Linked DNA regions of Homo sapiens: region 1 is linked to region 2. Evidence: read pairs that join two places in POLR2A ChIA-PET (ENCODE). Cell type or tissue: Panc1. All regions are shown on one strand.

Region 1 (2,500 bases), 92 kb before region 2:
ACGCCTGCAATCCCAGCACTTTGGGAAGCCAAGGCGGGAGGATTGCTTGAGCCCAGGAGTTTGAGACCAGCCTGGGCAACATAATGCGACCCTGTCTCAAATATATATATATATATTAGCTGGAAACAGTGGCATGTACCTGTGGTCCCAGCTACTCAGGAGACTGAGGCAGGAACATCGCTTGAGCTTGAAAGGTCAAGGCTGCAGTGAACTGAGATCACACCACTGCACTCCAGCCTGGGTGACAGGAACCCTATCTCAAATAAATGAAAAAAACTGCTTGGGTCAATTGACAGATTTCATTCGTACACAACTGTTTTAGAATTTTTATAAAAACATGTATTTTTAAAAAATGAGCAGAAGGGGCAGCCTCCATGCCCTTCCATCCCAACACACAGGACTCGTACAAGGGTCAGGAGCTGCTGGAGGCTTTCCACCTCACATACTCTTATCTGTCCCCACCACTTCCAGCCGCAGAAGGCTCCCTCACTTTAGAGTGGGATTATATTGACTATTAAATTAAAAACAAACAAAAAACACAAAAACTTTTAATATTTGGCACTAAAATTCATTTAAGACATTACAAGGAAGTATTTTCAAATGTTTTCCTCTTGAACTATTGTTTTTCTCCTCTACAAGTGAACTTCATAACTATGTGTAATCCGTTTCCTACTCAATGACTGCGGCTCAGGTGTTCAGAATAAATGACCACCAACCCCATCTCACACTGAATACGGCAAATGCATTGCTAATGCCCCAGGCGCTGAGAATCCCTCTCACACAGGACAAACAAGAGTAGCCTCTCCTCTTACAGCAATTCTAGAATTCTAGTAATTCCCTTTGGAAATTACTTTGCTAAGGAATTTGTCAACTTTTGTAAGTAATTACTCCTCAGAGTCAAAGACTGCTCTCAATTGCCCAGGATTTTTACCAAAGTGAGTCACTGTGCCAGCCTACCACAGCTGGCTCTGGAGCTGCAGCTATTTTTGAGCACTCAGTTTAAAGTAGTACTCAGGACTGGTTTAAAAATTATTATTATTTCTAATTCATCCACTGGACTAACACTTGTGAAATTCACTGACAATGTACTGGGGAAATGAAATTTTAAAAGGCATGTAAAATTAAAACACCATTGTTTATTACTAGATCAGTCACTGTCAAATTATTGTTAAAATTTCTAAACTTTCTTCTTCGTTTCTAGCCTTCTATCATTATGGACTAATAACAAACATTCTGTGGACCACTTCTGAACCGCATTCCCCACAGAATATCACATTCCCCACAGAATATGTCTGGACGATAAAAACAGTGGGTCCAGTAGCAAATCCAAATACTATCCAAGTCAGAACCCAGCATTTGGCAGAGAAAAGAGTTCCTCCTATGAACCCCTAAAAGACTTCCTTGGGATAAATGCCCAGTTAAGTAGTGGGATTGCTGGATCATATGGTAGCTCTATTTGCAGATTTTTGAGGAACCTCCATACTGTTGACCACAGTGGCTGTGCTAGCTTACTCACAGAAGTAAAAAGTAGAACAGAGATTACTAGAGGCTGGTAAGGGTTGGGAGAAGGAGATAGGGAGAGATTTGTTAAAGGATATAAAACTACAGCTAGATAGGAGGAATATGTTCTATAGCACCTTAGGATAACTACAGTTAAACAATAATGCATACTTTCAAATAGCTAGAAGGATATGGAATGTTCTCAACACAAAGAAATGGTCAATGTTTGAGATGATTGATAGGCTAATTACCCTAATCTGATCACTATAAACTCTGTGTTTCAAAACATCACTATGCACCCCATAAATATGTACAATTATTGTGTCAATTAAAAATAATTTTTTAAAATGTCCATAACCAGGAGTTTAAAGCCTTTGGTTTTTCAAAATCCAGTATCAACGCAAGTAGTTCACAACCAGGGTTTAAAAAAAAAAAAAATCACTGGAGCTTTTTCACAATATGTATCTCTCTCCAACCCCCATTAAAAATACTGGCATGATGACCTTTCAGTCCAGCCACATCGTCTCCCCTCCCAAGCCACAGCCACATCTATAATATCCTGGGGAAAAAACAGCTAACAGGTGCAGCTATTCGGCATCTATTAAATGCCAGGAACTCTCCTACACACTTTACAGGTTGCATTTTAATCAACCCTACAGTTAGATATTCCCTTATTTTATTTTACTTTTTTTTTTATTTGAGATAGAGTCTCGCTCCAGGCTGGAGTGCAGTGTCGTGATCTCGGCTCACTGAAACCTCCACCTCCCAGATTCAAGCAATTCTCATGCCTCAGCCTCCTGAGTAGCTGGGACTACAGGTATGCACCACCACATCAGGCCATTTTCGTATTTTTAGTAGAGACAAGGTTTTGCCATGTTGGCCAGGCTGGTCTTGAACTCCTGACCTCAGATGATCTGCCCACCTTGGCCTCCTAAAGTGCTGGGATTACAGGCGTGAGCCACTGAGCCAGGCCATTTTGTTTTATTTTTTTTTTTTGAGA
Region 2 (2,500 bases):
ACTCTGACTTTAGAGTCCAGGCTCTTAACCTGTTTGGTAACGAAAAAGACTAGACAAGCACGTAATTTCAGAACTAAGAAAACCCTCAGGCTGGGCGCAGTGGCTCACGCCTATAATCCCAGCACTTTTGGAGGCTGGGGTGGGAGGATCACGACAAGCTCAGGAGTTCGAGACCAGCCTGGCCACATAGTGAAACCCCATCTCTACTAAAAATACAAAAATTAGCCAGGCATGGTGGTGTGCACCTGTAGTCCCAGCTACTTGGGAGGCTGAGGCAGGAGAATCACTTGAACCAGGAGGCGGAGGTTGCAGCGAGCCGAGATCACACCACTGCACTCCAGCCTGGGCAACAGAGCGAGACTCTGTCTCAAAAACAAAAACAAAAAAACCCTCAATAAGCAACTAGTTCAAGCCCTTCATTTTAAAGATTAAAAAAAAGGAAGTGGCAGGCGGTGCGGGGGAGGGGCAGTAGGTCCCAAAAGCAGATAAGAATTGCAGAGCTACATAATTAAGCCCCTAGAGGCCAAGAATTACATAGCAGATTTCTAATGCCCAGCCCTCTTCTAAATTCTCTAGCACTTGCTGCCTGTCCAATCATGTAGAATTTAGCATGGGTTATCTGAGATCATTTTTCTTCTTAAGCCTATGTTCTGCCCTCAGTTGAGCTAAACCCCCAGGGATGGGACTGTGTCTTCTGCCTCTTTGCAATCCTACTCCCAATATGATGTCCTACATGAAAGGCATCACTATCATATTGATAGGGATGAAGCCTAAGGTGGCATCGATGCAGAATGTGTTCAGGAGAGACACAAGGATGAAAGGGTCTCCGTACCTCAGTGTTTTTGCCGCCCACCTTCCTTTTTCTTTACTTGGGAAAAAAGTGCACGTGTGCACAGACACACACACATGCAGAACGAGAGAGAGAAACAGAGAGAGAGAGTCCAAAAAGCCCATAAGCCCATTTATTTCTATGTAAGGCTTCCAGAATAAAAAGACTTCTGAATTCAAACTCCTTGAGATCTGGAAAGTAAGTCATGGGGCAGACAAGTTGAGAGAAAATTAAACTTAATAATAAAATCGGCCGGGCGCGGTGGCTCACGCCTGTAATCCCAGCACTTTGGGAGGCCGAGGCAGGTGGATCACAAGGTCAGGAGATCGAGGCCATCTTGGCTAACACAGTGAAAACCCGTCTGTACTAAAAATACAAAAAATTAGCGGGGTGTGGTGGCGGGCACCTGTAGTCCCAGCTACTCAGGAGGCTGAGGCAGGAAAATGGCATGAACCCGGGAGACGGAGCTTGCAGTGAGCTGAGATCGCGCCACTGCACTCCAGCCTTGGCAACAGAGCGAGACTCCGTCTCAAAAAAAAAAAAAAAAAAAAAAAAAAAAAATATATATATATATATATATATATATATAAAAAATAATAAATTAACCTCTCAGTGAACCTGGACAGATGGCCAGTTATATTTACCTAAGACTCCATTGTGTAGGCCTAGAGCTAAACTTCAGTGACATTTAAATGCCCTCAGCCTTCCTATGAAGCACCAGACAGATCAGGTTTGCCTTTCAATTCTCACCTTCGTTAATGGTTAAGTCCACCCTGGTTTATTCAGGGTGGACTAAACTAATCCTCCCCTTGGCTGTAACCACTGACCTTTTCTCTCTGATAATCTAAGATTAAGAACCAAGTAGGAAACAGTTTATTCTTTGTGAAGTTATTTTCCCCATAATAAACCAAAGCATGAAGAGATATTTATCAAAATTTGGTAGTACCCTAAGTAACCATTCCTTATGAAATATTCCCTACAGACATATCTGAAAGGGCCGCAAATCAACCGGTTTGGTAACTCCCCCACCCTAACCTTCCCTGACCTCGACTACCTGAATATGTCTCATACTTCCCAAAAGCTCAGAAAGATTATTCAAACAATATTTTGTTATCAAATCCACATTTTACAATTACTCTGAAGCAAGTTACACCTACATATACTTTTCCTTTTTTTTTTTTTTTTTTTGAGATGGAGTCTGACTCTGTCCCCCAAGCTGGAGTGCAGTGGCACTATCTCGGCTCACTGCAACCTCTGCCTCCTGGGTTCAAGTGATTCTCCTGTCTCAGCCTCCCGAGTAGCTGCGACTACAGGCACATGACACCACGTTGGGCTAATTTTTGTATTTTTAGTAGAGATGGGGTTTCATCATGTTGGCCAGGATGGTCTTGATCTCTTGACCTTGTGATCCACTCACCTTGGCCTCCCAAAGTGCTGGGATTACAGGTGTGAGCCACCGCGCCCAGCCTACATACACTCTTCCTAAAGGTAAAATCCAGTTGTTTACATTTGAGCTCAAAAGTCTGTCAAATTCCTTCAATTCCATTTAAACCCCTTGAGTTTAAAGCCTTACCTCAGTACAGCGTGTGCATGTGGACCTACTGAAGATGACCACAGAGTGACCATCTATATAGGCCTGAAGCAGGGCTCTGGAGTCTGCAGTGGCCGTGC

What was found. ChIA-PET counts read pairs that join two places held together with the same protein. Peaks named below come from ENCODE experiments on the same cell type or tissue, not always from the same donor. Only the 100,000 strongest peaks of a DNase experiment are listed, where the experiment ranks them.
Region 1: POLR2A ChIA-PET joins it to region 2 with 9 read pairs; 3 of 35 experiments call an interaction of 5 or more read pairs at or near these places.

What each region holds. Positions count from the first base shown.
Region 1 is chr12:104,343,795-104,346,294 of GRCh38, reverse strand. The region is part of intron 16 of TXNRD1 (thioredoxin reductase 1); the gene reads right to left. Among named protein-coding and RNA genes, the nearest start is that of EID3, 41 kb to the right of the region's middle. In Panc1, no CTCF peak of the experiment used is centred here; no DNase peak of the experiment used is centred here.
Region 2 is chr12:104,251,581-104,254,080 of GRCh38, reverse strand. TXNRD1 (thioredoxin reductase 1) reads right to left here. Exons shown (of 17, transcript NM_001093771.3): 2 at 2,403-2,500. Among named protein-coding and RNA genes, the nearest start is that of TXNRD1-AS1, 28 kb to the left of the region's middle. In Panc1, a CTCF peak has its summit at 522; no DNase peak of the experiment used is centred here; H3K27ac peaks cover 1,793 bases.